3 separate regions of the Mus musculus genome follow, and all the other regions are linked to region 1. The links are chromatin loops, found by intact Hi-C in ENCODE. Cell type or tissue: left cerebral cortex. All regions are shown on one strand. Links, peaks and the distances in the headings refer to the core of each region. The heading gives the core; the rest is flanking DNA.

What was found. A loop is a pair of places that touch in the nucleus more often than their neighbours do. Peaks named below come from ENCODE experiments on the same cell type or tissue, not always from the same donor. Only the 100,000 strongest peaks of a DNase experiment are listed, where the experiment ranks them.
Region 2: a loop joins it to region 1, with 4 times the contacts of the local background. A loop is called at or near these places in 5 of 42 quality-filtered maps.
Region 3: it touches region 1 in a loop (2.7-fold over the local background); 5 of 42 quality-filtered maps call a loop at or near these places.

Annotation. Positions count from the first base shown.
Region 1 is chr12:8,505,995-8,513,746 of GRCm38, forward strand. 5033421B08Rik (a long non-coding RNA gene) reads left to right here and starts at 5,169. Exons shown (of 4, transcript XR_872469.3): 1 at 5,169-5,470. In left cerebral cortex, for the core only: no CTCF peak of the experiment used is centred there; a DNase peak (open chromatin) is centred at 3,894.
Region 2 is chr12:8,055,775-8,063,526 of GRCm38, forward strand. All of the region lies in intron 2 of Gm33037 (a long non-coding RNA gene), which reads right to left. Among named protein-coding and RNA genes, the nearest start is that of Apob, 82 kb to the left of the region's middle. In left cerebral cortex, for the core only: a CTCF peak has its summit at 3,993 (motif pointing right); a DNase peak (open chromatin) is centred at 4,002.
Region 3 is chr12:8,071,038-8,078,789 of GRCm38, forward strand. All of the region lies in intron 2 of Gm33037 (a long non-coding RNA gene), which reads right to left. Among named protein-coding and RNA genes, the nearest start is that of Apob, 97 kb to the left of the region's middle. In left cerebral cortex, for the core only: no CTCF peak of the experiment used is centred there; no DNase peak of the experiment used is centred there.

The DNA of each region.
Region 1 (7,752 bases), core at 2,546-5,045:
GAGTATTTTGCCTACAGGTATGTCTATGCATCACACACCCGTGAAGGTCAGAAGAGGACGTTAAATCACCTGGAACTGGACTTATGGAGGGTTGTGAATCTCCAACGTGGTGCTGGGAACAGAACCCTGATCCTCTGAAGTAGTGCTCTTAACTTTCTGAGCCATCTCTCTAGCCCCCAGCGTGTGTGTGTGTGTGTGTGTGTGTGTGTGTGTGTGTCTGTGTCTGTGTATACGTATACGTATACGTATACGTATACGTATACGTATACGTATACGTATACATATACATATACATATACATATACATATACATATACATATATATATATAAAGTAAAAAGTAAAGATTTGTTTTCTTTTTCTTCAGATTGTAGCTGGGGCTGGACCTAAAATTGCCACACCTAGTTTTATGTAGTGCTGGCTGATGATCAAATTCAGGGTGTATGCATTCTACCAACTGGGATGTACCCCCAACCAGAGACAGGGTCTTTTTTATGTTACCCAGGCTGGCCTTGAATCCCAAAGCTTCCTCTCTCAACATTCCAAGTTGCTGGGATTAAAAGTGTGTCCCACCATGCTGCCCTCCCTTTCATTGTTCTTTCCCCCTAGTGTGGACAGTTGAGGTTGTTTAGCTATTTTGGCTAATTTTCCTTTTCAAAGTCAGCAGATGAGGCTTTCTTGTCCTTCCCTTCTCCCCCAAACTATCTACCTTCCCTGCTTGTGAAGGTTTATAGCTCTCTAAATCTTTCCTGGGGTCCTGGGTAGTTGTCCTCCAGTGCACCCAACACATGCAAAATAAACCTACATGCTTATTTCTTCTATTGAGCTGGGTAGGCTGTGCATTTCAGCAAACCTTAAGAGGATAGAGGGAAATGGGTGGGGGAAGGAGGGAGGGAGGGAGGGAGGGAGGGAGGGAGGGAGGGAGGGAGGGAGGGAGGGAGGAAGAGAGAGAATAGCAAATGCCAATATCTTTGTTCAAGCTCAATTTTAGGAAAAAACAAACAAAGCCTGACCTCTGGATGTAGATTGTCCCCAGGAAGTCCTCTCTGAACCTCTGCCTTACCCATTTTGATTTAATAAGCATAGATTGACGGGGTGGGGTTGGGACAGGACTGTAAAGCAATTGTCTGAGACTTTACATTACGTTACAGTGTGTAAATACACAGGCGGTCAAGGATGATATCACAGATATGTGAATAAAGAACAGACAGTAAATAAAACACTAGAACCAGACCTGGAAGAGCTCCCGACTGTTTTCCCAGGGTGGGGGTGGGGGTGGGGTGGCAAATGGAACTTCTGAGACATTTGCTGTTGACATTTTTGTATAAAGTTTCTAACCAAAGCTGTCCAAGGGCAAGAGAGCAACAGCCATAGGCAGAAGAAGAAACCCCCTCTTTCCAAGGGTGAGGTTTGCCTGAGGAGAGAAGAGTCCAAGCTTTGCCTCTGAGGACTGAGGACATGGAGGAGAGGTCGGGACTTGCTGTTACCCAAGTGCATCATTACGAAATCCACCCAGCAGGCGCCTGTAGGTTCCAGGGTGTTAGCTGCAATTGCACACACATTTAGTAATTCAGCCAAGCTACAGACATGTGGTTCATCAATGCATAGCATAAAAGAAGGAGCCTCACGTCAAAAGCCAAGAGCCACTCTTTAGCCCTTCCACTTCCTAGGTCTGAAGCCCAAGCGGGTCATTCCTTGTAGGTCTTTGTAGGTTTCACCACTTCTGTTAAAAAAAAAATTAAGATAATAGGCATCTCACATCTCTACAGGCATTCTACCAGAGCATATGAGATGGTAGATAGTGGTAGCAGACTATGGGGTACTTGAAAGTGTGGTATAACAAGTCTATAGAAACTCAGAATATTTATTTGTTTGATTATTTAGTTAATTTTTAAATTTTTGGTTTGTTATTTGTTTTTTCAAGTCAGGGTTTCTCTGTGTAGCCCTGGCTGTCCTGGAACTCCCTCTGTAGACCAAGCTGGCCTCGAACTCAAGAGATCTACCTGTCTGTGCCTCCCCAGTGCTACCACACTCTGGCTAGAAATCCAGAAGTTACAAATAAAGCAGGTTACTATTCAATGAAAGCACAGATGGACCTGGCTAATTCCAACAGAGCAAGTTTGATCCTGAGCTGTGTGAAATGCACTTACATGGAGCAAGGGGGAGCTGGCCAGTCAGTCCTTCTACTGAAACACTAACTACAGTCAGTGCCTGCGAGGCCTAAGCAGGTGAAGATGCTTAGACACAAACATGGGACCCGAGTTCAGCCAGTCATGGAAGCCCAGGGAGGAAGAAGAAGAGATCCGACTCCACACAACTGTCTGCTGACAATATTCACAACAATGTGTGAATATTAATTAAAGGAACCCCAATAATAGAAGGGACTCTAGCCAGCCTGAGCGTGGCAATGGTGGCTCTGTCAGGCCTTGTTGTCCTTCTCCATTCTCTCTGCCTTAATAAAAACCATTAGATCGGATTCCTAAAGCTAGCCCCAAACGTCTATTCCCTTATTTGGCTACTTCCTCCTCCTGAGGCTGACTACCAAGGTCCACCTATCAAGGTATTTAAGTCCACCAATCAAAAGCCTCCTTTGGTTCATCACCTGATTAACATGCTCAGTTAAAGTTAAGCACCTCATGCTAACTCTGTGTTTCCCATTTTACCTTTATAAAGTGCCACTTGCCTATGGGCCACATCTGTCTCCTCTCTATCCAAAGGCAGTCCTTTATTGTGTTCTAGGACAAACACCCCTCCATGCCTCCCTTGTTCCATTTTCCTTCTTCCTCAACCCCTATCTTCGTCTTTATCTATTTGTCTTTATCTTTATTCCTGTCTTTGTTTTTTATTCCCGGTCCTTTGTTTCTCCAAGGCAAACAAATCTCCTTTGTTCTAAGAACTTGGTCTTGGAGATCCTGAGCCCATACCAATCCTTTCAATAATAAGTAAAAACTTAAAAGTAACAACAAAGTCGGGCAATGGTGGCACATGCCTTTAATCCCAGCACTTGGGAGGCAGAGGCAGGTGGATTTCTGAATTCGGGCCAGCCTGGTCTACGAGTAAGTTCCAGGACAGCCAGGGCTACACAGAGAAACCCTGTCTCATAACCTGCCCCTCCCCCCAAAAAAAGTAACAACAAAGAATCTTTTATAAAACAGAAAGATGATCTTTTTATTTTATTTTTCTTCCTCCCCTCCCTTCCTCTTCTCTTCCTTCCTAAAATTGTTTAATTTTTTTTTTTTGATTTTTCAAGACAGGGTTTCTCTGTGTAGCCCTGGCTGCCCTGGAACTCATACTATAGACCAGGCTGGCCTCGAACTCAGAGATCCACCTGCCTCTGCCTCCCAAGTACTGAGATTAAAGGCATGCGGCACCACTGCCCAGCCTTTATATATTTTTATATATTATATTTATAAATATGTATGTTTGATATTATAATTACATCATCTCTTCCTTCTCTTTGCTCACTCTTAATCCTCCCATATGCCTCTCCTTGCTCTCTGTAAAATTCATGGCCTCTTTTTTTTTATTGTTATTACATATATTTATACATATTTCTAAATATAACCTACTCAGGCAACTTGTTACTTATCTATATGTTTTCAGGGTTGACCATTTGGTATTGGATAGCACTAAGTCAAATCTTCTTTTATTTGAGTTTTAAACACTGCATTCCAAAGGCAGAAGCTGGCGGAGGTCTTAAGTAAGGGGTCGTTCCCATAGCTGACAGGTGCCTACAGTGGGGTAGAGAACCTTGTCCCAAAGGGAAACACAGAATAGAACATCAACCTCTCTCTCTCTGGTTCTTAAAAAGTGAATGATGTCATTGGCGCCTCTGCACAGGAATGATTCACCCCTGCTGCTCTCTGATGAAGTCAGAATTTTGCAGTAGGGAGGAGCTGAGTTCACAATGGATTGCCACACTCCAGTGTGTTGCCACTGAAGACGTGTCTGTGACTATTTATAGATGGAGCCTGCATTAGGAGTTAAGTGCTCAGAACCCCAGAGTCTGGGAATCAGAGAACACGTTCATGGGCTGTGCCTCGTCCTTTCCTGACACAAAACTGTGTAGCATGATTTAGCAAATGAAACTGTATTCCTAGGAAATTGTCCCAAAGAGAGGCCAAAGAAGCCTCCTAAAGACAACTTTGATGAACTTGCTTCATCTACGGAATGTGTGTTTTTTCTCATCTTGATCACAGTGTATGTCTAAAAAAACAAAAACAAAACTGAAAAGACAAGATACAGTGGAACACACCAATAACCCTAGCACCCAACGGGGCAGAGGCAGGTGGGTCATTGTGAGGTTTAGGGCAGCTTGACCGACATGGTACCTTCCAAGCCAGCCAAGGCACCAGAGGGAGACCCTGTCACAAAGAAAAAGAATCTGATGCATTTACAACGTGGAAATCTCAATGATTAACTAGGAAGTTCACTCTGTCGTGTGTTTATTGATGCCATTAAGGGTTACTAGATGCTTCCTATCTGCCAGGAATCTATTTACAGCACCTGGCTGCCACACTCTGAGGACAGTGTAACTGTCTATTCAGCTTCCGAAGTCTAACTGATAGGGCTTGAGTCTGGCAAATAGGAAACAGGTGGTAATCGTGACTCCCCTAGTTTTACCATGAATCCTTCTAGCAGGGTGTACTTAGGATTGGGACAGAGGGAGAACACAGATAGTGTGTGCTCTCAAAGGAGCTCCAGTCCAGGAAAATTCTTGCAACCAAACCTGCTACTTCCAGCTGATGGGGTAAGTGCTATAAGTTAAGTACAAGGGGAGTGGCATACAAAGGTCTGAGAAGACTCGAATAAATGACATATTGCTCTTTGGCAATCTCCATTAAACTCCACCCTCAAGCACTAGTTTCTTTGTGTAGCTCCCTCCTATAATGATTGTGAGTTTGGCCAGGAACACCAGCTTACCTCAATGGTATCTCGCCATGATTGATGCAAGCTGCAGCTTGCTGTGGTCTTGCTCTTTAGGAATAAAAAAATTTCCCCTGGAACCCACCCACCACGCTCTGAAGAAAATCAACCAGTCTTACATAGAAGCCCCGTATGGAAGAGAACTGTGACCTTGGCCATTAGCCTCAGCTGAACTAACAGCTGGTGCTGCCATCTGTGTGGGTGGAGCCACTAGAAATTTCCACCCTAAACTCCCGACCAACCCCTGGGAAGCTGAAGAACCGCCTGACTCATCAACCCACGGAGATATGAGACATGATGAGCTGTTGTTGTCTTAAGCCACAGGGTTTGGAGGTGGCTTGTTCCGCAGCACTGGATAACAAAACATGCTGAGACTTGGTATCGTGGAAGTTAGCCCGGCCAAATGGAGAACACGTGAGAGGCGTGAGATGGCACAGCGATCTGGATTCTGTATAGGAGGCTGAATAGGAGACTGGGAGTATAGGTCGGGGAGAGGCATTTACTGGAACTGGAGGTCGGCCAAGTCTAGATCAGAGCAGTTGAAGGTAAGTAAATAGTCGTCTCCAAGATTTCCTTTGATCGATAATCCAGTGATAAGCCTGGAAATGTTCCGTAGATGTGATTTATGGCAGGGTACAGCACAAAGCAGAATCAGCAGAGAGGAAAGGCATATGAGGCAAAGTCTGGGGTGATCATCTGAGACAGGAAAGGGGTTTCCTTGAGATACTTCATGCATAAACAACCCTCGCCCAGTGGCTCCCAGACACAGTTCCCACAGCAGTGAGTGGCTACAAGGCCTGTGAAACACTACTAATTGAGGCTCCTTGCACTCGGCACCCTAGGGCTCCTACCAGGGACTTGGCTACACTGCGATGCTCAAATGCTCCACCACACAGCATTCATCTAAATGCAAGAGCATTTTCTGAAAAGACAGATTAACACCAAAAGCTGCAGTCTTGGAGTAGGTTACACTCAAAACTGTAGGTGGGTCTCGTCTAGTTAGTTGAAGGCTTTCATCAGTTCCCCTTAAAAAAAGAGTAGAGTCTAACCCAAGACTGTAACACAGGATACCCACCTCGGTGTTCAGCCTGTTACTCTGCAGATTTGGAGTCAAAACTACAAAATATACTGAATTAGAAGCCTTCTAACCTGCAGCTTTTGACTTTGCTGGCCACTTAAATGTTCCCAATATCCTGTGTTCGTGTGTGTGTGTGTGTGTGTGTGTGTGTGTGTGTGTGTGTGTTTCGATTCCAGGGCCCTCTTCCTGAGTTACATGTGAGAGCCCAAAAGCATAAGAGAGCTGGATTTATATCTGTGTAGGAGTTGGAGTCACTGTCTGGAGCCCTGATGTTCCCACAGACTCAAGCCCTTCTCCCACTTCCTTCTCTCCTAACAGCATCTATCTATACAGGCTTAAACACGTCAGGATGTTAGTGGGACACAAGGACACACCTAGAATGGTATAGCCAGAAGGGACTCAGTGGGACCCCAGGCAAAGTGTGGTCCAAAGGAAAGCTAATTTTGCATGCCCTAAAAGCTTTTGGAATGCAGAGGCTCAAGCCCTAACCTATCCCTGGATCTACAAAATTGGAATACAGATTTTAACAAGATCTCCAGGCAATCTGAATATTAAAGTTAGAGAAGCACTGTCTTGCTCCCTAGTTTAATAATTTATTTTAGTCTATTGGTGGTGGTAGCCCACAGATATAATCCCAGTATTTGGAAGGCAAAGTCAAGGTCACCACAAATTTAAGTCCAGCCTGACCTACATACATAGCAAGTTCCATATCAGCCAGGGCTGCATAAAGACACTCTGTGTCATTACAAGGGAGACATTGAACTAAAGAAAAGATATTTGGTCAGAAGAGAAGGGGAACTTAATGTATTTTTATCTTATGATTCTAAAATATAAAATACAGAAAGTAATATCTGCCATCTATCGCGTTTTGCAGTTAGTTGCTGAATATTCTGTACTTTTCTCATATCACAGACATACGTTCAAAGCTCTGGTGTACCCCTTCCTCAGCCCTGCCCCTCAGAAGCTCTGTCTCTCAGAGGTGTTATTTTGTATACAGCTAAAAATACAAGTGCATCCTAAATACTTGATGGTGTTTTGATCTTCCTTCCTTCCTTCCTTTCTTCCTTCCTTTCTTTCTTTCTTTCTTTCTTTCTTTCTTTCTTTCTTTCTTTCTTTCTTTCTTTCTTGTTTTGGGTGTCTGTCTGTCTGTCTGTCTGTCTGTCTGTCTGGAGACAGGATTTCTCTATGTAATCCCCCTAGCTGTCCTGGAACTCACTCTGTAGACCAGGCTGGCCCAGAACTCACAGAGATCCCCTTGCCTCTGCCTCCCGAGTCCTGGGATTGAAGGTATGTATCATCACACCTGGTTTTAATTTTCATAGGAGTAGTGTACTTTATGTGGCTTCAACATCCTGATTCTACTCAGTGATAATCATTTTGAAGTTTAGCCACATGAATACATAAGGGTCCCATTTGGTAAATACTTATCTGTCTTCCTGGTGAAGCATTTGGGGTTTTTTTGTTTTTTGGGTTTTTTTCCTACAAAATGTGCTGCCGTGGATGGGTCAGTGTATGGACGTGTAGAGGGGCTTCTAACATTCTCAGATGCATTCCTCCCTCACTGGAAGGAGCTTTTTCTCTAACAAAAGTCCAGGGTTGCATTGCAGGTATAGGGAGTATAAGATGCTTCTGGCTTATATCTTGGGGGCTTTCATGTCCCAGGGGAGCAGATGCAGCCAGCTTCCACAAGAAAGTGACCCTTGAAGATGTCCGTACATCCTGACTCAATCAGAGTTACACAGAGACCTT
Region 2 (7,752 bases), core at 2,912-5,411, 450 kb before region 1:
CATAAAAAAACTGAATAAAATGTGCAGCTGTCTACATCAATAAACTTCTGTAGAATGCTCTTTTCCTTGCTCTGATACTAGCTTGTTCTAGAGCCCTGGCTGTGTTCTTTGAGCTAAATAAGCCTTCCTCCTTCCTGGGTAATGAAAAGATTGATACTCATGACCGTGGCTTTGGGTGTAGGTCATGTAAGAGTAGACATCCCACCTGTCCTGCCTAAATTGAATGAACAGGAGATAGGACCATAAGAATCACTTAGCACATCCTTCCGGCTGAATTACTTGACCTACAGGAGAGTTGGACATTGCCTCCTTCCTGAAAGCCATCTGTTATCCTGCAGAGGCAGCCCTGGGGGCAGGGAGTAAGATAGGATAGGCCAAGAAGACTTGGGAGCATTTTCCATGGCGGTCAAGAAAACACATCAAAAGAACAGCCCTGTCTCCCTTCCTCTGCTCCCTCTGCAATTCCTTGAAGCCAAGGGGAATGACATCACAACAAAACAGAGGAGTTGCCAAGACATACTCTACAAAATGTCCTCACATGGTTACATTTTCTGCAAATTACAGCGTTTGGAGTATAAATCAGAGTAATTGTTTAAATCAGAGTGACTGTTGAAACAGATTTCCAGTGATCAAATCAAAAAGGCAATCATCCTGCGGTTCGTCCGGTGCTCAGAGCCCCACATACTTCTGAAAGTGTCGGTTGTCAGTTACATGGACTGTTTACATTACCATGCTGCCCGAACAGAGAAAATATATATTTTAAGAAGAAAATGTGAATCCAGGGTTACAAGAATGTTTCTCAAACAGCTAAGTCATCTTGTTTCAAGTAAAACCAGATGTTTGCATCAAGAGAAAGCCAATCATTTCTTTTAATTATGCTCAATGGTCAGGCCACCAGGAATACCCACATGTGTACACATGAGCCAGTAGAAATCAAAGGCTTTGTGACAAAGAAAGCAATCAGCAACTCCCAGACCACCAAATGGCATCCCCAGCTCCAGCCCCAGGTACAGTGTGTGTACCTGCTCCAGGAGAGCAGTCAGTAAGGTAAATCTTCCTTGACCGATATGCCAGTGTCTCACACCCCACCTTGATGCATGTCCCCCAAAAGTCTGGAACAAGTCCAGCATCAGAATATATCCTCTACTTCAGGATAGTTATAAGGAATATCCTTGGAAAAGATCTTAGGCAACCTAGCTGTCCTCTAATGTGCCCTCTCTGGCTATTGTTCTGTCCCTAAAGCCTTGGGAATATGACCAAAGGAGGCACCCAGTCCCTTGTCCTTGTTCAAGAGATATAAAATGGGGGGGTTTCATCTGGTCACACCTCCAGGTGGGAGAGGGAAACCTCACCTATTGTCCTGCCCTCTGTTATGATGTCCTGTTAGGTATGATGGGGCTAGGGAGAAGTTATATCATAGTAAGGGTGGAAGAAGGGTTCTATAATCCTCTGCTTCCCTGGGAGGATCCTGGGCTCAATTTTAGAAGAAAATTCATCCACCTGAAAGGAGGCACTGAGAATCGTCATTTCCTCCTGAGAGTGAACTTCACTGGCGGAGTCCCAGAGACATAGCTTTACAAGGTCCCCTGCAACCAAGGAGTGGCCACAATCCCAAGACTTCAGTATACACACCCACAGTACCTGAGCCTTGTTCCAAGTTGCTGGTAGTTTCTGAGTATTTGTTTTTGTTCCAAATGAGCTCTAAAATTGCCCCTAAAAGTGCTTAATGGCACAAACACAATACTCAGAGCTGGATGCAATTCAGTGGTAAGAGTACTTACCTGATCTCAATGCCCAGTATTGGATGGAAAAAGTAATATTTCCTCTGAGTTTCATTGTTTGGGGATTTAGCCCATAATTTTAACTACATATTAGCTTCCTTTTTCTTTGACATATCTTCCTTTCTTTGTCTTTTGTTTTGCAGTGTTCCTACTTCCAGTTCTTCCTAAGCAGAACTAGTCACAGAATTCGTTATGGGATCACAGGTCAGTTGTATGAGCTGTTTAGGTTTTGATTGGGTTTAAATGAAGCTATAAGCCATTAAAAACAAGTATTTAGCCCTGGGTTGTTTTTTTAAGATCAACCTGCTTTGGGAAGGGTTGCTGTAAATGATTCTGTAGGAGTCCAGTGCTCCTTTCAAGCCTGTAATCATATCATTTAGTCATGTGAACCTTTAAAGTGCATCGCAATTGATGCTGTGCATGGCTAGTGCACTCTAGCCCGTGTCTCTGGGAGCACTGATGTCACTAAGAAAACTTTCTGGGGTTGGGAGACATTAAGGCCACATTTTGTTCTCTCTCATTAGAAACAATGGCCATTTCCACCCAAGAGAATAAGAGAGGCATTTTCTCCTCGATTGGTTATGAGAGGGTGTGGACAAGAACTCAATATGCACTTAGCGTTTTCTCCTCCTCTTCATTAGTGATTCTAAAGCTCCAGGACTATTTCTATCTGCTGTCCAAAATGGTTCCAGCATGAGAAGTTTTAAAAGAAAGTGAATCTCATCATTGTGAAGCTAAGAACCCTGCTTTGTACTCAGCCCTGGAGTCAGATGTGTATCTATGGAACAGATATTTGCTTTTAATGTCTTGGCTGCAGTTAACTAGTTATGCCCCCCCCTGCCCCCAGTCAAACTTTCATGGAGATTCTTGAAGTCATAAGTAGGATGAGATTTGTCTAAAGTTTAAAAACTCATTGCTTCACACCCATAAACTGGCTTAGTAGTCTCTTATTGTCTTGAAGCACGGTTGGATGCTACTTGTGCCTAATGTATATGCAGATTTTTCAGAGCAATTGTTGAAATACCCTGAGTTGACTCTGGATTGACGGCTCCTGCCATGCAACAACGGAGTCCACCCAATCGGCATTACATGCCGTGTACTGTAACTACAGCTCAAGTACCACATCTGATACTCGGCCTATTCATTCATTGATTAAATTCTAGCATACAATTATTAAACACCTACTGAATGCAAACATCCAAGTTGTCAGTTTCCAGGCATTTGAAGATGCATGGGTCATGAAGAGAAAGCCCCTGAGTTGTCTGCAGACAATTGACCTGTATAGAACCAGAGGCAGTGCTGAGAATCATCCAGTCTCTTTTTTATTTTCTAGACATTTGCCTTGAAGTGATGCTGCATGAAGAAAAGCTGCGGTGAAACAGTTTCTCTTACACAAGGTCGGAGACCAAATGGAGTTTAAGTGGGTCTTTAACTGGAAGTACGAATAAGTGCAGCACCATCAGAAAAGTTATGCAAAGGAAACTTGAAGAGACAATCCGCTCAATTTTCTAACATCAGGTCCCACTCTGTTAGCTTAAAAAAAAAAATCATTGTTTAGACGTATAAGATGGCTTCCAAGAATGTGACACACAGCTAAGTGCTCTGAAGCAGGTAGGCCCCATCAAACCTTTAACTATAAAATAGATCTCCACTCTATTCACTGCCCCATTCCATGGGCCCATATCTTGAGAAGGGTTAGCATCTGTGTGTGTGTGTGTGTGTGTGTGTGTGTGTGTGTGTGTGTGTGTGTACACACTAGGCCGTGCTCACCATCAAACTCTTGGGATCTACTTGTATTGCCCCCAATGATAAGGTTATGACATAACACCGGATTTCATGGGAGTACATAGGATTTCATGGGAGTATATAGGATTTCATGGGAGTACATAGGATTTCATGGGAGTACATAGGATTTCATGGGAGTACATAGGATTTCATGGGAGTACATAGGATTTGAACTCAGATCCTCTTGCTTCCATAGCAAATTTTCTCATCTACAGAGCCACACATCTCTCACACCCCACAGAATGAGTATTTGAATGGGGAGGGATGTGGCATAAATCTCACAATACATGTGTGTGGATCCACAAAATTACCTGGAAATCAACCTCGCCTTGACCTTTCTGACAAAAAAACAAGAAAATCTGGAAAGTGTCAGCCATCAATAAATCCAAGCTAGAAGTCAAGGCGGCAGTGAGTTCCAGAGATTGCCACCAGAGGGCAGCAGGGCACACAGACACCTTGCTTTCACCGCTCAGAGAAAAAGCCTTAGGTGGAAGTGAAGTTAGCATTGTGCTTAAGGTTCTTAAATGGATGGATCTGGAGGATATCATCTTGAGTGGGGTAACCCAATCACAAAAGAACACACATGATATGTACTCACTGGTAAGTAGATATTAGCCCAGAAACTCAGAATTCTTCTTAGAAGGGGTAACAAACGACCCATGGAAGGAGTTACAGAGACAAAGTTCAGAACAGAGTCTGAAGGGACGATCATACAGAGACTGCCCTACTTGGGGATCCATCCCATAAACAAACACCAAACCCAGACAATATGGCTGATGCCAACAAGAGCTTGCTGACAGGAGCCTAATATAGCTGTCTCCTGAGGGCCTTTGCCAGTACCTGGCAAATACAGAAGTGGATGCTCACAATCATCCATTGGATGGAGCACAAGGTCCCCAATGAAGGAGCTAGAGAAAGTAGCCAAGGATCTGAAGGGGTCTGAAGCCCCATAGGAGGAACATCAATATGAACTAACCAGTACCCCACCCCCCCCCCCCCAGAGCTCCTTGGAACTACACCACCAATCAAAGAAAACACATGGTGGGACATGTGGCTCTAGCTGCATATGTAGCAGAGGATGGCCTAGTCAGTCACCAATGGGAGGAGAGGCCCTAGGTCCTGTGAAGTTTCTATGCCCCAGTATAGGGCACTGCCAGGACTAGGAATGGGAGTGGGTGGGTTGGGGAACAGGGGAAGGGGGTAAGGGATAGGGGTTTTTCAGAGGGGAAACTAGGAAAGGGGATAACATTTGAAATGTAAATAAAGAAAATAGCTAATAGAAAAAAGAATGGAATTCATCACAGCTCAGAACCACAGTCTCCAACTCCTAACTAAGGGCCCTCCACTTCCCTCCCAGGTCTTAGGAAAGGGATATTGTGGTTGGCTTTTATGGTTTTATTCTACAATTGAAGGAGCTTCCTGGGAGGGGCCCAGAATCACTCCCACCACCACCACAAAGCATGGGATTCCCTAGTAACTCCAAGGTGTTATAACCACTTTACCTCAACCCATACTTAGAAATACAGCTCACACTTCAATCCACATCTAGCATGTTATATACCACAAAGTGCTAACTGGTAACCAGACCTGGTCTGAAATGTGGACAACAGCATGGAGGGCAGTTCTCCAATGGACACAGAGTGTTTTTATCTCCAGACACCATGGAAACCACACCCCACAGGAGTCTCAAGGGCTCTAGAGATGATACATTTCTCTAATCTCAAAGGGAAAATAACAAGACAATGAATATCCAAAGCAGTCTCCAATGCTCCTTTCCCTTCATCTTTTCTGTGCCATCCCGTCATCCCGTCACGTTTCTGTGCCATCCCGTCACATTTCTTGCTCGGCCAGCACTAACTCACCTCTGGGAGTTTTGCTGAAAATGCTCCATGAGATGACATCTGCCTTCAAATGTTGTGTGTTCAGCCTACCCTTGCATGCTGCAGGACCTGTGTGAATTCCAGACCCATGTGAGATAGAAGAAGAGACAACAGGATGCCAGAAAGCCCAAAGATGCTCTCCTCTCAAGGGCTTACTGACAGGATTCAAGGATAATGTTTTGACCAGGGCGCAGAATCTCAGAGACGATACCCAAGAAGAGCTTCCATGACACCTCTCAGCAGTCAGCCAGGTATTTATTCCCCAACCCATGCTGCAGACTCATACACATACACTGAGCACAGTTAATGGACCTCCTGGACCTTCCTTCCTGACCCTACTAGCTGGATCAGCTCAACCCTTCCTTTCAGCTCATTTTGTAGAGAAACAGCTCTCATTGCTGAGGAAAAGATATAACTCTAAAGAAAATCATCAGAGCCCCAAGGCAAGGGCAGTCTCTGGTAACAGCTGGGGCCCCCAAAGAGAAAGATGATATAAAAAGAGTTGATGGGTGTCTATGAGATACAGTGAAATGTACTGAATGCCAAAGCAAAGAAAAGAATGAACTATATCCCAACCATCTGTGTTTCAGAACAGGAGGCAATATCATCAAGCAAGCCTGGGTTTTTTACATGGAAGACTGTGTTAACAAGGGCATAATCTGCTTTTGTCTTCCAAGCTAGACATCGGACGCTGATTCTTTAAAAGGCAAAGGAGTCCACCTTGCCATCAGAAAGTGAAATAGCAAGGCCAGAATGGGAAGAGCATCCCTACCCCACTCCCACACTGAGCCTATGGGGGATGGGAGCCTGTTGTGTGGTCTCCTCTGGAGCTGTGAGTGAGGAGCCTCAGGGCAAACCAACCAGAAACTCCTAGGCAAAGCATGGAGTTGGCCACTCTGCTGTGCCCTGCTCTCACTGTTCACATCTGAGGGAGCGAGCGAGCTTTTTCAAGTGCCTCCTGGGTCAGGACGTTTGCAGTGGTGCATGGAGGCAGAGGGAACCCTGCAAAGTCACAGGCCTTAGACATCAGCTAGAGTACCAAGGGTTCTTTTGTAAAACGTAGCTGCTCTATAGGAAAAGGTGAAGAAAGTTCTTGCTTGTGGGAAAATGTGCCCCAATGCACAGGTTACTCCAGTTTTTATAGCTACGAGAGCCTGAGTTCAACAGTCAAACCCGGGAGTGAGAGAGCTGCCAAGTGCATCCCACTTACATAGCACCAAAGACCAAGAAGGACACTGCTCATGCCCAGCTGTGCCCTTGCCCCAAACACAGACCTGGGGTACTTCTTACACAGTCTGCAAAAAAGTCTCACTGCTTAGACACAGTACACAGAGAAGAACAATTGAGCCACAACTCTAATTCTCTCACATAACTTCTGTCTCTCCAGGGCCTAAGCCTTTCAAGGCTTGTAACTAGTACCTGGGTGCCAGGAGGACTCCGTAGGCTCATTAGCTACCTGTCCTGGACAGCTGTTCATGGACATCCATTACCTTAGTCCACTCTGCTGCTGCCACTCCATCCCTGGGGAGCCCTGGGACCACTTCCCTGCATTTTCCAGGCACTGACCACTCCTAAAGATGCTAGCTCTAAGGTGCATGGGCAACCACAGATGTTCACAGAAGATGCAGAGCTCCCTCACATCCCACATCCTTTTACAAATTTCTCTGGAACTTGGGAGCAAGAAAGCAAAGAGGAACACCTCTTCCTTCATGCCCCCCCCCCCCCCCCGTGCATCTAGCTATTTAATGAAGCATTTACAAGCATGCCTGCTAGCCAGCACGGTTGGGAGCTGTGCCTCAGTAGTAAATGCCAAAGCAGAGAACCTTCCTTCTCTGAAACCAGACAGTCTGTGTAGAAAAACTGACAGAAACTTCATTCTGAGAGAGTAAAGCTGGGGGTATGAAGTCCCAGTGATAGTCCAGCTAACAGCCAAATGGGAAGAGTACACATCAGAGATCCCATGACAAGCGCTTCCCGAATAAGATGTGGTGTCTTACTTGACTCTGAGTTCACCTCCAAAACCTCACTGTCTCTATTTCACAGATGACAAAACTGAGACGAAGCACTTTGCCTAAGAAGAACAAGGGCCCAACCTGGGGGTCTCCAACTCTAACCAGTCACTACTACTACTCTAAGGAGTTGCATCCTTCCTGTAATTTCCCCCAACATTCTAGATATTTCCTTCTTCAGAGGTATTAGCATTTCAATTTTTGCTCCTTGGTCCCCTGGTAAGGGCAACTTGAAAGGAGGTCGCCATGTTCCCAGCTGTCCTCCACAGGAAAGACTGGTCCAACACCACCTGGTCT
Region 3 (7,752 bases), core at 2,912-5,411, 430 kb before region 1:
ATTTATGCCAAGGAAATGGGCAAACAGGGATCAAAAATAAAGGCTTCCTCTCTCCCCTCCACCAGGGAGACGGTTTATTTGCTTTCCAGAAAGGGTCACAGTGACCATAAAGAGAGAGAAGTCCTCTCAGGACCCTTAGTCACATAAGACAGAAGTCAACACTGATAGATCTAAGTAGAGATGGGCTGTTAGGAAAAGTAGGACTTGGATAGTCTACAGAACCCACAGGAAATATGTAGAGCTGAAACAGGCTTGAACCCAGAGCAGCAAGGCAGAAGACACCATAAAATTCTCAGTTTCCTCTACCACTGCACACTTGGCCCTAGGCACGGCCAACCCTCTTTAACAGAGAAAATCCTAAAACATTCTTTCGCCTTGACCTCCCTTGATCCAGTTCTGAAGAGATGTCTTTGATTGACAGGCTTTAAGCAGGTCTATCCAGTAGTCAGTGTCACATAAAGCAATTCCTTCGTGGTTCCTGCTTCTACCGCAGAAGGCTGAGACTGGTCCTGATTGTCCTGAACTGACAGTGTGCTAACAGCTTCACTGCAGGAAAAACTCCACTCAAACCTGCTGGCTACAGAGCTGATGGGCCCCAGGGCAATTAAAAAAAGCCTCTCTCAAATATTTTTCCCATATGGACAAAAGTTTTCTCTGCAGTTTACCCAAATACCAATAACTTCGCAGATAAAATATTTTAAATGCATAGATCCCTCTCAGAACCAGTCCTTACCATCCTGACCTCCTTGGCCCCAGTGGTATCACAATAACACACACACACAGAGACAGAGACAGAGACAGAGACAGACAGACAGACAGACAGACAAACAGACAGACACATATACACACACACATATGCAGAGACAGAGTCAAACAGACACACACACACACACAGACAGACAGAGACAGACAGACAGACACACACACACACACACACACACACACACACACACACACACACATCCACACCCGTCAATGTGCAATGTGGAGCTAACATTTCCCTCCTACCCTCTCAATTTGGTTCAACTGACAAAGCAGAAGTAACTCTTAATCACATGCATTAGTGTAAGATTTAAGCATGGATAATACAGAACAGCAGGTAACCCGAAAAACCTTTCCATGTGGCTCCAGGATATAACATATGAGTCATTAATTATACAGAAGAATTAGAATTGCCTATGTAAATTGTGACCACAAGACGGATAGTTGCAAGGCTGCAAGTCCAATTCTGTGCTAACTTTCAGCTATATAAATTATAACATCAGCAGTATCCAAGGAGCTTTCTAGTACACAGCCAGTGCAACTGTGTATTGGGGCTGCTAGGGACGATTAGGAAAGGGAGATGGAATGAGGAAACAATGAACAAAAATCACATAAATTTTATTTTGGCCATAGGAACAGACAGTGCAATAGATAAAATGGTAATGAACACAGAACAAACACCTACAAAATTCACCTTCACGTTCATCCAGATTCACATTATTTCAAATAAGGAATCAGGGGAAGACCAGTAAATGTCTCCGTGTTTAATTATGCTTATGAAAAACAGAAAGTTCAAGGTTGTCTGATGATCTTGGGATGGGTTGGTGGGCAGAAGGAGGGGCTGTGAACAGACAGGTGGGAAATAAACCGATGTGGTCCTCAGTGTTTGAGCCCAGAGGGGCCCATGGAAAGAAGCACATGGCCTGCTTTGCTCCCCGGAAGGCATGTTCCTTTATAACATGAGAAAGGAACTTGCAGAGTAACAAGGACCTGATGCAGGAAGACTTTGGTCTCTAAGTGATCCCACGTTTGCAGCCTGGGGTTGATTTTGATCAGAAGAGCGGAGGCAAAGTGCTGTAAATGTTCCTTCTTCAAGGCCACAGCTACAGGCTTGCCTTGGCTTCCTAGTCATCTCAAGAGAGGCAGGGGCCTAGCAAACTTAGACTCAGGGCATCCAGGAAGCCTTCTATGGTCTGCTCTGAGGCCCATCAGTTTCTAAAAGGGAGCTATTGTTTCCTGGCTGTTGCCTCACTGAAAGCAAGCTGGGCTTGAATTATGGTGGGCCTAGAAATGAGCCCTGAGTTTAGAGTTACGAATCCTGATATCACTGATATCAGGGAGGGTGGTGATGGTATCTTCCTCTTCTGGTCCCAGGGAGGTTCTCCAGCTGCCCTGGGGAATTCCTTCCTTACCATCTCTCCAAAGCTTACCGTGCCAAGGAGGATCCTCACAGGGGCTTAAACATGAAAAATGAAACAGGGACTTACTTACCTGAAGGAAATATGTGAGAATGCATCTTATAGTACAAAATAATAGTACAAAAGAACTTTCTAAGCATAACACAAAGTCTCAATATCCAGAAAATATGAGGTTGATCAATTTCACTAGTTTTCCACATGAAGAAGAAAATCATACCCTCAAAGGAAAAACATTTTTAAAGTAAAGTCTTTGAAAAGATGGACTTAGATTCAAACCACAGGCCAAAAAAAGAAAAGGAAAGGGAAGGGGAGGGGAGGGGAGGGGAGGGGAGGGGAGGGGAAGAGAAGAGAAGAGAAGAGTATTCTTTTTAATACTTTTTAATGCTCATTAGCATTTGAGAGATCTAATAAATAACAAACTGTCCTGTTAAAATTCTATCTACAAAGGAGTAAGCAGATTAATATTAAAAAATCATTTTCTTACCAATGGAGCCACTGGGGTAGGCAACCTTTGTATGTAAACAGATCTCCCAGTTCTAAATCCCAAAGTGTTGCAGATCTACCCATCAGCTCTGAAAGCCCACAGACTTCTTTTGGCAGGCGTAAGACCTTTGTGACTAAGCTTAGGATATAGCCAGAGGCTACCTGAAGTGCTTGTTCCATGTAGAACAATTTTAAAAGCAGGGAGGGACAGAGAAGTATCTGAGCTAGATAGGCATATATCTAACCAGCAAACTTAGCCACTGGATAATTGACTTCTCCTTCATACGGGGGAAGAGAATGAGTAGAAGAGAGTCACAGTGAGACAAAATCACCAACCAATGATGTCTTTCCACTTGGAAATATAAAGCACCTCGAAGGAAGTGCCCTATCCAAGAAGTACCAGCAAATCAACAGAGAAAGAGCAATAACACAATACCAACCTGGGAAGAGAAGATGAACAGACTCGTGGAGAAAGAGATTAAAAAACACACACAGAATGCATACATATACATGAAAGATTCAAAAAAACAGTACCGTTACATAAAAATCAAAATTAATGCCACAATGAAATATCATCACTGAACAGACTGGCAAGAGTTGGAAATCTTGTTACTGTACTATTGGTGCAGATGTGGGCAGTTGGCATTTTTATGCACTGCTGGGAAGACACCCAAAATTTTATAGAGGACAGTGAGGCAACTGGTATCAAGACTCCAAGGGCAATGTTTCTAGACCAACATGCCACCTCTAGCTTTAGCCTATGTATTAGTATCTGTGACACCTGGTGCAACATTGCTCTTTCAAAGTCAAAAGACTAGCATGGACCCAAAGGGACATCAGTAGAGAGTGAAATAAATTAATACACAGTACAGAGACCAAGGGTAGAACCAAACACGACTGGCACAAAAAGAAAGAGAGACAGTGAAAAGGAGAGAGAGAGAGAGAAAGAGAGAGAGAGAGAGAGAGAGAGAGAGAGAGAGAGAGAGAGAGAGAGAGAGAGAGAGAGAAGAAAAAAGGAAAGGAAAAAGAAAAATATCAACGAGCAGAGACTCACAGCCAGACATTATGCAGAGAGAGACACTAAACAGGAGGTCTCCATCCTGTCTCTCCCTTAAAGATTGGAGGGAGGAAGAGGAAAGATTTCAGGAGCCAGAGTGGATAAAGGATGCCAGGAGAACATTGCCCAATAAATCAACTAAGAGGGCCCATATGGGCTCACAGAAACGGACACAGCAAGCACAGGCCTGCCTAAGTGTGTACAAGGTCCTCTGTCTGTACATTGTGGCTGTTAGCTTGGTGGTTTTGTGGGACTCCTAACTGTGGGAATAGGTGTGTCTCTGACTCCTTTGCCTGCTCTTTGAGACTCTTTCCTCCTATTGGGTTGCCTTGCCCAGCATTGATTGGTTTGATTTATTGTATCTTGTTACTTGCATTTGGCTGTTGTCTTTTAGAGGCCTGTTCCTTTCTGAAGAGAAAGGGAGGCAGGATGGTGGATCTGGGGACTAGGGAAGGTGGGGGGAGGGAGGAGCTGGGAGAAGAGAAGGGAGGGGAAACTGGAGTCAAAATTTATTGTATGAGAGAGAATATTTTCGATGATGATGATGATGATGATGATGAAAGCATATACAGTGACAACTTATGGAGCTGTTAATATATTTAGGTAGTTCTGTGTGTCCAAATATGGAATGATCCTCAAGATGTCCAATATAAAATATGAGACAAAATTTTTATATAGAATGCTAGCATAATCTTGAAGAAATAGATTATACCTTGAGAAATTTATAGGCTGCTTTCATAGATTTACATAAGACATTGCCTTTGGAGTAAGAAACTGGGAGGAAGGAATGGGAAATAAGTGGATGTAGTGGTTTAAATAGGCTTGGTCCATGGGAAGAGACACTATTGGGAGGTGTGGCCTTGTTGGAATAGGTGTGCCCTTAGAGAAAGTGTGTCACTGTGTAGGTGGTCTTTGAGGTCTTCCAGGACTAAAGCTCCACCCAGTGCAGAAAACAGCCTCCTCCTGGCTACCTTCAGATCAAGATGTAGACCTCTCATTTCCTTCGCCAGCACTTCATCTGCCTGCAGGCTGCTATGCTTCCAGCCATGAAGATAATGGACTGAACCTCTGAAACTGTAAGCCAGCCCTAAATAAATGTTTGCCTTATAAGAGTTGCTTTTGTGGTGATGTCTCTTCACAGCAATAAAACTAAGACAGTGGGGGACTTACATTTTCACTGTATAGCCTTTTGTGCCCTTTGGATTTATGTCAAGTATACTCATTGACAAAACTAAAATCTGATTCTGATTTAGTCAGGTAGGCTTCAGAATCCTGGGGAGAGGGGCAAAGCTTCCTCTTAGAAGACTCAGACCATCCAGCTCCTCCCTTGACCTACCTGCCTTAAATCTAGCAGCTCACAGTCTAGCTTAAATGAAAAACATCTTATCTTTGTCTTCACTGGTCCTGACTTGCCCCAGGTGGTTGAGGGAGAGAAGAAAGGTCTCTTGCATTCCCTCAGAAATGCTGCTGAGTAACTATGACTAAGCATTTTTCTGAAAGTACAACCAACAGTAAATTTTCTCCCATGAAGTTAGCCCAGCCCTAGTCAGAGGAGCCATCCATGCAGAATCAAAAAAAAAAAAAAAAAAAAAAAGAGCAAACTTCAGTTGCTATGTGTATTAGTCAGGGTTCTGTAGATCAGTGGTCCTCTACCTGAGGGTTTCAACCCCTTTGGGGGGGCTGAATGACCCTTCACAGAGGGGTCACATATAAGATATCCTGCATATTAGATATTTACATTATGATTCACTTTCAGTTATGAAATAGCAACAAAATTATTTTATGCTTGGAGGGTCACCACACGAGGATCTGTTTTAAAGGGTCACAGCATTAGGAAGGCTGAGAGCCACTGCTCTAGAGGAGCAAAACCAATAGAATACATACTGTTTCAAAAGAAAGTTATTATTGTTGCCTGATGTGGTCTGAGTAATCCACGGGCAACTATCTCATACAAGAGATCAGCAGCAATAGAGTAGATGAACTTAACAGCAAGAATGAAAGCCAGGTGAGTGAGCAAATACGGAAACAGCTTTCTCTCTTACAGGTCCTTGTGTCCACATTACCTAGCAGAAGTGCTGCCTGCATGTAGGGTAGGTCTTCCCCAACCCAGACAATCCCTGCAGTCAAGCCTACAAGCCAACCTGATCAAGGTAATCCCTCATGCAGTCTTTCTTTCCAGGGGACTCTGGGTTGTGTTAAAACTAACCATCCACTCAGATGAGTAACCTTTGTGTTCTAGAAGGTACTAGAAAGTATCTCAGGCCAGTTGTGAATACAGGCTCTACCCATTTCTTCCACCATCTACCTAGATTTTACAGTCTGACACTAAAATCATTCCCAACTGGAAATCTGTTATATCATCTGAAGCTATTATAAGGATCGAGAGGATGAGGAAGGTCCTTCCCCAACTAAATGTGAAGTTTTTTAACTAAATAGGGTGTGATGGGTTGCTATGAGGGAACAGAATATGTGGAGGTTGGTTCAGGAAGGGGCTATTTTTAGAACTGAAACACTTCAGAGGGAGGGAGAAAGCCTTATGACCATCAAGATAATGGATCTGAGTAGCCAGACTCCAAAATAAACTTATTAAAGGAGCAAGTGTAAAAGGAGATCTGAGGCAAGGACATGCCTGCCAACTACAAAGCCAGGACAGCACCATGCTTAGTGTAGACTACGGCAGCTGCGGGAAGGATGCTCTCATCTTAAAGTTCAAAATATGTAATCCAAAGTTTCAAGGAAAAAGGCCTTTGATCCCATGGCCGCCTGACAGCTCATGGCCTGCTACTGTAGCTGGTGTTGCAACCACCTTTGCATCCTAGCAGAAGTGGGGGAAATCACCCTGTGAAGAAACCACAGCAAAAAGAAACTGCTGGAGCTGGCCATCCGTCAAGGGCAAGCCTTGGTCCCAGGGCCCCACACTTGGCATCTTAAGCTGTCATGGAAGAGAAAGTGTGAGAATGCAGATGCCAGCAGAGACAGGAGCATCTCTCACCACCTAGGAATCAGAATGGGCTACTTGGTGGGTGGGGATCACAAAGTGTATGGCAGCCACAAAGACTGCCACTTCATGGCTCTGGAGTGAGAGTTCATCAATGTGGGGACACATGCATGAGTGTACATATGGGCATACACATATGAGAACCTACACATGAATCATCGGTGCTTTGTGCCTGTCTGGCTCCCAGCAGCAAAGTTGGGAACATGGGGTGCAGCCATAGAGAAGCAGGGGGTGGGGGGAGGCATCCTAATGCCATAGTGGCACCTCAATAGTAACTCCAGACTTCTGTCCTCACTTCCATCATCAGAGTTCCTTGCATACACATGGTCTATTCCCATTCAGTCCAATTTATCTCCACACTACAAGTAGTTACAAGCCTGCAAAACAGCGCCTACAGAGGCATGACAAGTACCATAAATGTTTCAAGCATGAGGCTCAGGGGACTAGCAAGCTGGAGAGTGTGTGGCCATCAAACACACTCAAGCTCAGATTTGTAATAAACACCATGCTGACAAAATAAAGCATACCACATGTATGCATACCACATGTATGCTCCGCAGGCTGTGAGCTCAGCAGGGTGGTTAAGGTGGATAGCAAGGTTCAGAAGAGTAGAGCGGGAACCATGGATTCATAGCACAACAGTTAATAACTTCAAAATTCTCTGGGAAGAGGAGGGGAGTGTGTGTACCTTCACAACCATCTCAGGAAGGCAGTACTATTGTGGGTTTTTAGGTAAAGAAGGGCAAGCATAAAGATGTTCGAGAGCTTCTCCAACTTTGTGCAAATAAGAAGTACCAGTTGAACTTGAGCTACTACTAAAACAGGCTGCTTGTGAATTCAAAAGCTACAGGGGACTCTGCTATGCAAGGGCATGGTTAACAATGGCCCTGATGTGTCTCCACAAAGTAGTCTAGAAGCCCTAACACATGCTCAGGGATGTTGCATCCCTCCAGAAAATGGATCCCTGGGAAGAACTTCTCTTCTCTCCTTACAGGGCTTGCTTGGTAGATTATCTGAATAACAACTCTGTTCCT